Regions from separate parts of the Homo sapiens genome. Here all the other regions are linked to region 2. A link is a contact called in ENCODE Hi-C or POLR2A ChIA-PET data. All regions are on one chromosome and are shown on one strand. Each heading gives the region's core, a stretch centred on a gene start or an enhancer-like site at or near the end of the contact. The rest is flanking DNA. Distances are from core to core; before and after follow the strand shown.

Region 1 (2,700 bases), core at 62-2,561, 6.6 Mb before region 2:
CACAGGTTTTTCAAATATTAGAATTAGTAGCCAACATCTAAAAATTAGCAAATTTCACATAAAAATATAGAATCTTGGTTCCTTTAAGAAAATAATCTGGCACATTGGGCCAACATTCCTATGGTGACATGTGTCTGAGTAGCAGGTGCAGCAGCTGGCCCCTTCAAGTGGGACACCTATCACCTAGTTCATAACCGCCCCTGACCGCCCTCACTTGGAGGCATGTGAATCTGCAATCCCTGGTTTTAAGGGAGAGGGTAACACCATAGACAGGGGTTACAGGAAAATGACACTGAAAGTGACCCAGTGATTAAACTGGGCAGTGAAACTGAAGGCAAGAGGGCAAGTTAGGAGGATTTCACCACAGCATGAGGAGGTGACAAAAGCCTGAACCAAGTTCGGAGAATAAATACTCAGAAGAATGTAAAGATTCAAGAAATGCTTAAAACGCTCCAGGCACAAGAATGCTTATTAACCATGGAACTTTTCTGTGTCATTTGTTCATGGACAAAGACTGTATTAGGAGACAGGAAGAAGGACTCAAAATTAATTTTCAATTTATAATTAAAGTGACTATTAAGCAAACTGTGGAAAATCCACCTCAATGCCATACAGCAGAGACAACCGATGAGGCACAGCTGTCTGTGTGATTCTCATCGTGGACTCTCAGGATCGTTTTCCAGGTGGAACAGAACAAATCCTACTGCAAACCCTCTGCGCGAAGCCCCTGACAAGTGAGGTTTACAAGCAGGGGCTGGGGTCTAAACCAGTACAATCGCTCACAGCAGGACCAGCAGTGAATTGGCAAACTTAGAAAGCCTTCCAGCTCATCCACGGGAGAGTCCTGCCCGAGAACTCACAGAGGCCGTTGACATCCAGCATGTTGGAGATGCCCCGGTCACTCATGTCCACCTCGGGCTGGTTCTTCTCCCGGCTCTCCTCCACCAACTTCTTCAGAGACTTGGACATGGTCTGCACCGAACAACAACAAAGCACGTGGGCGATGACAGCAAGCGCAGAGGCGGAAAGGCAAGAGGCCTTCGCTGCCACTCTGAGGCTTCCCCAGGGTTGGAGCGGGTGGGCGTCCGAGGGCGTCCCAGGGGCTGGTCCGGGTGCGGGGAGGGGATGGAGTGGGAAGGGTTCAGCCCCGCTGCGGCCACGCAGCGAGAAGCAACCCCAAGTGCAACACCGCACACACTCACCACGGAAGGTAGCCCCTAAGACGATGGGCGTGCAACCACAAGCTTCGGCAGAACGCACTCCAGCTGCCCTCACTCCCTGCAACACCGGCACTGAACAGCGAACACGCCCTGTCTCGGCGCCCCGCGCAGGCGCACACAGCGCCGCTGCCAGCTCCACGCCCGACCCTACCCATATTAGGAGAACAGCTCTCCAGACGTGTCTCCAGGGCCAGGCTCCGCCCTTAAAAGTCTGTGGAAGAGGCTGGCTAATCACGTTCGTTATTCGGCTTCGAGACCCCGCCCCACGCTGAGGATAGTTTATCCCGGTGGCGTCCACCCCACGGTTTGGGACGCTGATTGGGCCGAAGTTGGCGCGTGCGCAGTAGACTTGGCGCAAGCTCAGTTGATGGGTCGAAGCCCAGAGGGCTGTGGGCGGAAGTGGGGAAGTTTGTGGCGTGACTGTGTAAGGGAGGGTGGTGGCTCAGGGTGGGTGTTGCGAAAGCTGGAAGTAAATTGCTTCCGAATGTTTCGCTTGTGTAATAGCCGCTCCACTCGCCAGAAGTTGCTACCCTGAGCCCGTCTCCACAATGTGCCTCTGAGGGACCTTGTGGGGCACGCAGTTTCCCGCCCTATTAAGAGCTTCTCCAGGCGGGGATTCCGGCGCGGTCTGCGTTTCCCCAGCGCCCTGCTGGAAATCTTTTTTGACAGGTTTCTAAGGCTGGCTTTTAGCCTTTTTACTTGTAGCTAGAACCTACAAGTAAAACCCTACTATTTTAAAAGTCATTTGAAAACACCACTAAAGCGATGTGTCTTTCCCAACTAGGACTTTTACATTTGTGAAACATGACGTTCTGGCTTCCAGGAATCTCTTGCTTTCTCTTCCAAAAGCAACCAAATTTTAAATTCTAGAGAAACTGTTGCCCTCTGCCTCCCTATTTCCTGACCCAGTCTCAGTCACCCAGCAACATCCTGTGCTTCTCTCACCAAAAACCCTGTCCTGAGAGACTATTTTATACTATGGAATAAAAATTGGCACCAGGCACTTTTCTTCTACTGGTCACCTAAATTGATGATAAGACGGATGCCACACATATGCATTTATATATTGTAGATTGTAGCAGGGATCAAAGCCTTAAGGAGATGTGGTAAAATAATGTAATTATATCTCCGAACCAATTGGATAAAAAAAGGATCTGCACTCTTAAATTCGAAAGCAGGTATTTCTTGCTTAAAAAACATTCCAGATGAAAGAGTTATTCCTCCATTAGTCTTCTTTGATCTGGAACCGTCCTTGGCTTTTATGTTTATTGAACTAGACATTATTTAAGAATACAGACCAGGTATTGTGTGGAATATCCTTCAAAGTAAGTTTGATGTTCCCTTTCAGGTTATGAATTTTTGGAGAAACACCACTAAAGCGATGTGTCTTTTCCAGTGCATGATATCAAGGTACAGATGGCATCGGTTTCTCCCAGTATAGGTGATGTTCACTTAAATAAGGTAGTGTCTGCCAGGTTTC
Region 2 (2,788 bases), core at 261-2,760:
GAAAGGTGGGGACCGGAGTACAGCCTACATCACCTACAGGTTCAGTCTCCCTATCTCTAAAATGTTAGGACAACCTCTGGGTTCAATTCGAATGTTTAGGCCCTGTTAATTTAGCATTTGATCACAGCTCAGAATATAGCAAAAGTCTCCCACTACCTCTGGCTTTCCCTTACAAAGGCGGGTATTACAAAAAGACTCGGTAGAAGTATTTTCTATAGTCTATCTTGCCCCGGAATGCAGGTCACGACTTTCTCCACCGCTTTTGACCTCTGGCTAGCATTCACACCTATTCTCAAAGGGCCCTAAGTGATACTGCATTTGGTATTCTGAGAAAGCTTGTTTATAAAAGCCTAAAAGGCTTCCTTGCTTTCCCCCAAGCCAGATATTTGCCAAATGGCATAGGTCAGAGGTGCAAAGTTGGTTTTGTCTTAGCAAGGCAAGAGAATCCACTAGCGGACTCACCCTTACCGGTGAGTCCAAGGAAATGCATAGAAAAGACACAGTGGTAAAACTAGCTGGGCACCTGTAATCCCTGCCCAAGGCAAGGCTGAGGAAGGGGGATCACTTGGGCCCTGGAGGTCGAGGTCGCAGTGGGACATGATGGCGCCACTGCACTCAGCCTGGAAGGCAGAGCAAGACCTTGCCTCAAAAAGAAAAAGAAAAAAAAAAAAAGGAAAAGACGCGGCGGTTCCACGAGTGGTGGCTAGGACCCATAATCCCAACACTTTAGGAGGTCGAGGCGGGAAACAGCTTGAGGCCAGTAGTTCGACACCAGACTGGGCAACTGTGGTGAGACCCTCGCCTTAAAAAAAAAGAAAGAAAGAAAGAAAGAAAATTAGCCGGGTGCGGTGGTGCACACCTGTGGTTTCCAGTTACTCTGGAGGTTGAGGCGGGAGGATCGCTTGAGCCCGGGAAGTCAAGGCTGCAGTGAGCTATGGACTGCGCCACTACACTCTAGCTTCGGAGACAGGTAAGACCCCCATCTCTAAAAAGATAAAAGAAAAGAGGCAGTAGTGAATGCAAGCAGGGATGGTAGCCCATGACCAGCAGAGGCCAAACAGACTTTAAGGCAGCATTCCGTTCTCCACACCCATGCCGGAAGCTTTCCTGCCACGCAAGCTTTCCGAGCATGCTAACTCGCCCCAAGCAGCTCCCATCCCGCAGCATCCACTGCAGCCGCTGAGGAGAGTGGCGCAGCGCAGAAACCAGTGCCCAGTGCCCAGGTGGGGGAAGCGGTCCGTGGGAGTCACGTGGGCGGGAGGCCCAGCCAGGATCCCAGGACTGCTCAGGCCTCCGCGCCCCCGGCCTCGCCCCGCCCGCGCGCGCTCGCGCGCCGAGGGCCACGCCCGTGACGTCGGCGGAGCGCGGTAGGGGGCGGGGCGCGGGCCGGAGTGGGCGGGGCGAGCAGGCGCGACTGAATCGGGCGCCGCAAAGAGCCGCGCATTCCAGTGAGTCCACGTGACGCGGCCGCGAGGCCTGAGGTAAACAACCGCGGCCCCGCCTCCCGGGCCTCCGCGCGCACCGCGCTCCTCCTCGCCGGCGGGACGCGCTCCAACGGGGCGGGCGGCTTCCTCCGTGAGTCCCCAGCGGCCGCCGCGGGCCGAAGCAGCTGCAGCGGGCGCGGCGCCCCGGGTCTGCGGGCCGAGCGCACCGGCAGGGGTCGAGCTCGCGTCCCGTCCCCGCCCCCCTGCGCTGTGGCGCAGCAGGAATTTGGCCGGGACCCGGGCGCTATTCGCGGCTGCTGACTCGCGGCGGCCGGCTGCCTTTCGCTCATCTCTATTCTGGGGCCGTTGGGTCACCGCGCTCCGCCGGCCCCCTCCCCCGGGCCCGGAGGGTGTGTCCCCCGCTCCGGGGCTCGCCGCGCCTATAAGGGGCCGAGCGGCGGGCAGGGACATGCAGCTCTACAGCAGCGTCTGCACCCACTACCCCGCCGGGGCCCCGGGTCCCACGGCCGCCGCCCCCGCGCCACCCGCCGCCGCTACCCCCTTCAAGGTCTCGCTGCAGCCCCCGGGAGCCGCCGGCGCCGCGCCCGAGCCCGAGACCGGTGAGTGCCAGCCCGCCGCGGCCGCCGAGCACCGGGAAGCCGCCGCTGTCCCCGCCGCCAAGATGCCCGCCTTCTCCTCCTGCTTCGAGGTGGTGTCCGGGGCCGCCGCGCCCGCCTCCGCCGCCGCCGGCCCGCCCGGCGCGTCCTGCAAGCCGCCGCTGCCGCCGCACTACACGTCCACCGCACAGATCACCGTGCGGGCCCTGGGCGCCGACAGGCTCCTGCTGCACGGGCCCGATCCCGTTCCCGGCGCCGCGGGCTCCGCCGCTGCCCCGCGCGGCCGCTGCCTCCTGCTCGCCCCGGCGCCCGCAGCCCCGGTCCCGCCGCGGCGGGGCTCCTCGGCCTGGCTCCTGGAGGAGCTGCTGCGGCCCGACTGCCCCGAGCCCGCGGGCTTGGACGCGACACGGGAGGGGCCCGATCGGAACTTCCGACTGAGCGAGCACCGCCAGGCCCTGGCCGCCGCCAAGCACCGAGGCCCCGCGGCGACCCCGGGGAGCCCCGATCCCGGCCCCGGTCCGTGGGGCGAAGAGCACTTGGCGGAGAGGGGCCCCAGGGGCTGGGAGAGGGGCGGCGATCGCTGCGACGCGCCCGGTGGGGACGCGGCGCGGAGGCCCGACCCAGAGGCCGAGGCACCCCCCGCCGGGAGCATCGAGGCCGCCCCGAGTAGTGCGGCGGAGCCGGTGATCGTCTCCAGGTCGGATCCCAGAGACGAGAAGCTGGCCCTATACCTGGCCGAGGTGGAGA
Region 3 (2,700 bases), core at 178-2,677, 6.4 Mb before region 2:
AAATTCGCCAGGCGTGGTGGTGGGCGCATGTAATCCCAGCTACTCAGGAGGCTGAGGGAGGAGAATGACTTGAATCTGGGAGGCGGAGGTTGCAGTGAACTGAGAATGCAACACTGCACTCAAGCCTGGGCAACAGAGTGAGACTCTGTCTCAAAAAAAAAAAGAAAGAAAGAAAGAAAAAATAATAAATAAATAAATAAAGAGCCAATGTAGGAACTGCAGGGTAAAGACGTGTTTAAACAAAATTCTGTAATGTTGCAATTGGAAATCTTTCCCATTTTAAAAAGTAGAAAGTCAATATAGTTAACTGAAACCCACAACTGTGATTACCAGTGTTTAAAATTTAGCATTTTGCTCAATGCATGCTTATTCATACCATGAGCCTGTCTGATAGTGGAAGAGACCTTTCGGTTGCCCTGCCTTTCGCCAGTCTGAGGAGCAGAGCAACCTGAGGTCAACCAGGAAAGGCAGTGTGCATAGGACAATTCAAGTTCTGAGCATCTAATGGAATTTTTACTGCTTCAGGGTAGTTCAGAAATTATTTTAGGTTTGATTATTATTCATCCTAATTCTGTCCTTCATGTTTGAAGAGAGGAAACACGCAGAGTTTCTTTTGAATCTGAGAGCAGAGGCTCTTTTGAAGGTTGGAACGTTGGTTCATTAACTGCTGCAAATTAATGCAATCATACGAAAATCCTTCATTGTGAAAGATGGTCAGAAAAGATCAGCATTTCTTTTTAAGGAAAGGGATTCTGATCACACTGAAATAACATTTCTTCTTTCAATTTTTTATAACTAAAAAATCACATTTTACTCAGGCAATCTTAAAACCAAAATTTCTTCTAAAATGCCTCATGCTAAACTCAACGACACTACAAAGCATCTGGCTTCGCTAACTAATGGATATACTTCATTCTAAACTTTTTTTGAATCCAGGTATCATGCTTAGTACGGTGCTAGACTCATATCTGGTATCAAGTTATAAATTGAAATGTTTGGTAAACTCTTCCCAGCTTTTATGCATGTTTTTGAATAGCAGCTGAACTTAGAATTGTAATAGCTTATCTCTAAGCTCTAAGCAAAATGCAAAAGTCCCAGAAGCAAACTTCCTCTGACAGACAGTTCCAGGAAGCATGACTCATCTGCCCAGGAAGCGTTGGCGGTGGAGCCATAATCAAAGTCGGCTCAGATCCACCGCTGCTCAGACAAAATCTCATCTGCTTCTCTGCATCTCGCCAACTGGAAAACAGGATTTTATCTACAATCCCAGTGGCTTTTGTAGGAAAACTGGGAGGCAGGAGAAGCAGCACTGCTTTCAACACAGTGGGGCCAATTGATGTTAATTACAACTGGGAAGGCTGCTCTGGAAACCACAGATTTATTTACCACAAAATGCTATAGAGCAAGAGCCCCAGTCCCCAGACCAGTACTGGTGGCATCAAACTCTCATAGGAGCATGAACCCTATTGTGAACTGCACACGCGAGGGATCTAGGTTGCGTGCTCCTTATGAGAATCGAATGCCTGATAATCTGTCATTGTTTCCCATCACCCCCCAGTGGTACTGTCTAATGCAGGAAACCAAGCTCAGGGCTCCCACTGATTCTACATGATGGTGACTTGTATAATTATTTCACTATATATTACAATGTAAGACTAATGGAAATAAAATGCACAATAAATACAATGCACTTGAATCATCCTGAAACCACCCTCCCACCCCACCCCCGGTCCGTGGAAAAACTGTCTTCCACAAAAACAGTCCCTGGTGCCAAAAAGATTGGGGTCTCCTGCTTCAGAGCACAAAAAAATAATCCATGAGACTATGTTTATGTTAAAATAACCATAGATAATATGTATTAGCACTTATTCCATGCTGGTCATTATTCTAATTTAAAAATCCTAGCAGCTCTGTAATGCAGGTAGTATTGTTATCTTCATTTTAGAGTTCTGGAAACTGAGGTAGGTAGAGGTTTAGTAATTTAATATTTTGAAAGGCATCAACTACTGAAGAAGAATTTTTCCTATTTCCTTCTGTGGCAGTTCTTTTCTTAAGAATAAGCATTGTTGGTCGGGCGTGGTGGCTCATGCCTGTAATCCCTGCACTTTGGGAAGCCGAGGTGTGTGGATCACCTGAGGTCGGCAGTTCGAGACCAGCCTGACCAACATGGTGAAACCCCATTTCTACTAAAAATACAAAAATTAGCCAGGTGTGGTGGTGGGTGCCTGTGGCCCCAGCTACTCGGGAGGCTGAGGCAGGAGAATCATTGGAACCCGGGAGGCACAGGTTGCAGTGAGCCAAGATTACGCCACTGCACTCCAGCCCGGGCGACAGAGTAAGACTCTGTCTCAAAAATAAAATAAAATAAAATAAGAGTTGTTAAACTCCAGGATACAGAAAGTCTTTATTCTCTGTAATAATAGAGAGTAACCAAAACAATTTTTAAAATGATAGGGACAATACGAACACTCCTGTTAGTCACTGAAATTAAAATTTTTTTCATTATTTTTCTTAACGGAGCTTTGAGTAAAATAAGTGGACAAAAATTGTTGGTTTTATCATTTGTCATTTATCCTTAGTGAGAAGTGTCAAAATGCATTAACCATGCAGGCTGCAGGCAGAAAACAAGAGGAAAATTAAATGTCTTGAGAAATGAATCATTAATTATATCTCAACCTAAAGAATTGAAGGCTCTCTATT
Region 4 (2,700 bases), core at 167-2,666, 5.8 Mb before region 2:
TATTTCCCTTAGGAAGATTATACAGTATTTACACTTCATCCAACAGTATGTGAGTGTCTGACTCCTCACATCCCTGATTCTTTGCAATTTTTTTCTTTTTTTGAGACGGAGTTTCGCTCCCGGGTTCAAACGATTCCCAGCCTCAGCCTCCCGAATAGCTGGGATTACAAGCGCGCACCACCACGCCCGGCTAATTTTTTGTACTTTTAGTAGAGACGGGGTTTCACCATGGCCAGGCTGGTCTTGAACTCCTGACCTCAGGTGATCTGCCGGCCTCGGCCTCCCAGAGTGCTGGGATTACAGGCGTGAGCCACCGCGCCCGGCCGATTCTTTGTAATTTTTACCTAAATGACAAAACATTATCTAACTGCTACTTTAATTTGCACATTTCACTTTTAGAGGTGGGACTTCATTTTTAATGAATTTTTAAGCACTCTTTGATTACTATGTATTAATCCTGTGTTGACATGTCAATATTAGTTTCCACGCTACATTTGGAGATGCCGTAATTTGCGGGATAATTTCCATTTACGTACAAGATGTGCTTACTAAGTTTGTTCCAAGTGGGACGCAACATCTCTAGTAGATGCTCCTTAAAACTTCTCCATCACACAGAGAATAATTTTTATTGGTTAACTAAACTTATAAGTAAAATAAATAAACCAACATTTTGGGTTGCTAGGAATCACTCACTGATCAACTTTTAGCTCCAGTTTTTTTCTGTTTTCTTTTTTTTGCTCAGTCTAGGGAGGCTATCTTGGGCTGTGAAAGACATGTCACCAACCATCACAGCTGCTGAGTGATTGCACGGTTAGTCAGTAGGTGCCAACGCCCTGCTAGAAGAGCTGTCTGCAGATTCCAAAGCCGGGCGTTCAGGGACTCCCGGGAAGGAGCCAGCGTTACCTCAGCCTCTCCGAGGGACACGCGCGCCCTGAACACTCCCCTCTTGGGATTCAGGCCAATTCGTTCAGCTCCCATGACTTCATCCGAGCAAGTTTGTCACCTCACGCAGCTAATTAAACTGTTTACCTAGAAGATGATCCAAAGGAATTTCCATTTCCTTCCAGAGGGAATACAAGGTTATGATAACCGAGAGAGCGAGAGGAAAAAAGGCGCACAGCTCGACCCGAACTCAACCTGCTTTCTTTCTCCTGGCTCTCCCAGTCACTCCTGGGGTTGTTAGTAGGCTTCAGCACGCCTGAAGGACCCCGTCCTACGGAGACTCCTAGCCAAGGGAAAAGCAGAAAACACAAGAACTAATTCCACTCTTATGTGTGACTAATTAAAAGAGGAGTCAGGCAGAGGGGACTCCCTGTTCAGCCTTTACCGATGGGGCAGGCTCGGGGCAGCTTTGAGACAGGCAGCGCCAAGGTCGCCCAGATTCCCGACAAGCTCCGCGCGGGGGCTTCCTCGGCTCCTTGCTGTTGCCGCCGCCGCAGCTGCTGCCGCGGTTGGTGGGGTTGGGTGAGAGGAGGAGCTGTCGCGGACCCTGTAGAGTCGGTCTCTGTTGCTCTTTTTGCCTGAGGAGTCTTCCATCCTACGTCGAGCTCTGACTCCCGTGCTGTCGAGAGGGAGTCCCCGGGGACACCTCGGCACGCAGCGGAGATGCCTCTTTTTGCCACCAATCCCTTCGATCAGGATGTTGGTAAGTGTTTTTGCCTCTCCCTGCCCATTCCTCACCGGACTGCACGCTCACTCTGCCAGCCCCTGCCTGCATTCAGGACCCTCGGGCCAGGGCCAAGGAAGAGCTCGCTCTTCCCCTTTCCTGAGGCTCCCTCCTTCAGAGCTGGGAGGAGGTTGAGGGCTTGGCGCATCCTCTTTGAAAGAAATGGGACTCATCCTGTGAAATGGGCCTTGAGCTAGGACTGTAGGTTGCCAAAGAACTGCTGAATGGGTTGGTGTAAAGGGCCTGGGAGGAGCAGCTGGTGTAGCATCTGGTGCAGGGACTGTGCTTCTGGAAGAACAGCGAAGGGCTTAAGGCGTATGTTGGCTAGATTAGGATTGTAAACCCTGTACCAAAAGTGCTTGCCTAGACAAATAAATGTTGAGCGTCTGGAACTGGCAGAATGTTTTAGGTAAGGTTCCTTAGAGGATTTTAAAATCTTTTGTAACGGTAACTGAAGGAGGGAGCTCTGGTTAAGGGTAGACTCTCAAACATGTTAGGAGCGATGAAGATGAAATACTTGGCAACGACTGAAACCGAATTGAGGACCTGAGCCTTTGGGATGTCTCTCTTAGGCTAGGTCTCTGCACTTTAAAAGGTGTAAAGAAGTGTGGAAGAAGTTGTTGAATCTGGAAAGAGTTTGAAATGCTACATTTTTGTTGTTTTCTGAATCACTGGTATTAGGTACTGATGATGTCAATTCAATAGGTTTGCTTTTGGTTTTTAATTTTATTTTATTTTATTTTTTTCTGACTTGAAGATAATAATTATGGGAATTTGAGTTTCCGGGGAGAGAATTTTGGTTTAATTTGAACGCACGTAGGAACTACCTTGGCACACAAGTGTGGAATGAAAGCAAGCCAAATACCATTTCCAAATCCCTTATGGCAGAATGTAATCATTACTGTGAATAAGGACAACCTTATGAATTTACTTGTCTTTGTGTATTTTAATTATGAAAGGTGGATGTTGAATTTTTCTTTTTAAACTCTTCCTTAGAGCATGTCACTGAAACTTGGAAGTTTATATAAGAGTAG

What was found. Hi-C counts contacts between places; a loop is a spot of excess contacts on that map. ChIA-PET counts read pairs that join two places held with the same protein, here RNA polymerase II (POLR2A). Pooled maps may share reads with other maps.
Region 1: a loop to region 2 is called in a map of B cell, with 10 times the contacts of the local background. The contact joins the promoter of RSU1 here to the promoter of OTUD1 in region 2. A Hi-C loop is called at or near these places in 2 of 168 maps with a recorded cell type or tissue (B cell and naive thymus-derived CD4-positive, alpha-beta T cell) and 10 of 50 pooled maps. POLR2A ChIA-PET finds 5 or more read pairs at or near these places in 1 of 52 experiments (CD4-positive, alpha-beta memory T cell).
Region 3: a map of CD8-positive, alpha-beta T cell shows a loop between it and region 2 (8-fold over the local background). The contact joins the enhancer-like site here to the promoter of OTUD1 in region 2. A Hi-C loop is called at or near these places in 2 of 168 maps with a recorded cell type or tissue (CD4-positive, alpha-beta memory T cell and CD8-positive, alpha-beta T cell) and 6 of 50 pooled maps.
Region 4: a loop to region 2 is called in a map of CD4-positive, alpha-beta memory T cell, with 19 times the contacts of the local background. The contact joins the promoter of STAM here to the promoter of OTUD1 in region 2. A Hi-C loop is called at or near these places in 2 of 168 maps with a recorded cell type or tissue (CD4-positive, alpha-beta memory T cell and naive thymus-derived CD4-positive, alpha-beta T cell) and 6 of 50 pooled maps. POLR2A ChIA-PET finds 5 or more read pairs at or near these places in 1 of 52 experiments (activated T-cell).

The regions. Positions count from the first base shown.
Region 1 is chr10:16,816,113-16,818,812 of GRCh38, forward strand. RSU1 (Ras suppressor protein 1) reads right to left here and starts at 1,312. Exons shown (of 9, transcript NM_012425.4): 1 at 1,203-1,312; 2 at 861-972. The coding sequence starts at 969. It overlaps LOC105376435 (a long non-coding RNA gene), which reads left to right and starts at 1,587. Exons shown (of 3, transcript XR_930708.3): 1 at 1,587-1,644; 2 at 2,569-2,630. RefSeq lists enhancers at 791-950, 1,621-1,730, 1,761-1,850, 1,881-1,930.
Region 2 is chr10:23,437,565-23,440,352 of GRCh38, forward strand. It overlaps OTUD1 (OTU deubiquitinase 1), which reads left to right and starts at 1,511. Exons shown (of 1, transcript NM_001145373.3): 1 at 1,511-2,788. The coding sequence starts at 1,894. RefSeq lists silencers at 1,240-1,829, 1,880-2,219, 2,360-2,729.
Region 3 is chr10:17,028,569-17,031,268 of GRCh38, forward strand. The region is part of intron 27 of CUBN (cubilin); the gene reads right to left. Among named protein-coding and RNA genes, the nearest start is that of CUBN, 100 kb to the right of the region's middle. Within about 2 kb of position 1,428, at least 27 of the 41 ENCODE cell types and tissues checked have a DNase peak (open chromatin) inside an H3K27ac peak, as active enhancers do; they include CD8-positive, alpha-beta T cell, where a contact is called at or near this core.
Region 4 is chr10:17,642,735-17,645,434 of GRCh38, forward strand. It overlaps STAM (signal transducing adaptor molecule), which reads left to right and starts at 1,417. Exons shown (of 14, transcript NM_003473.4): 1 at 1,417-1,645. The coding sequence starts at 1,606. It overlaps STAM-DT (STAM divergent transcript), which reads right to left and starts at 1,184. Exons shown (of 1, transcript NR_110370.1): 1 at 1-1,184. RefSeq lists enhancers at 371-1,019, 1,020-1,669, 1,092-1,161, 1,312-1,431.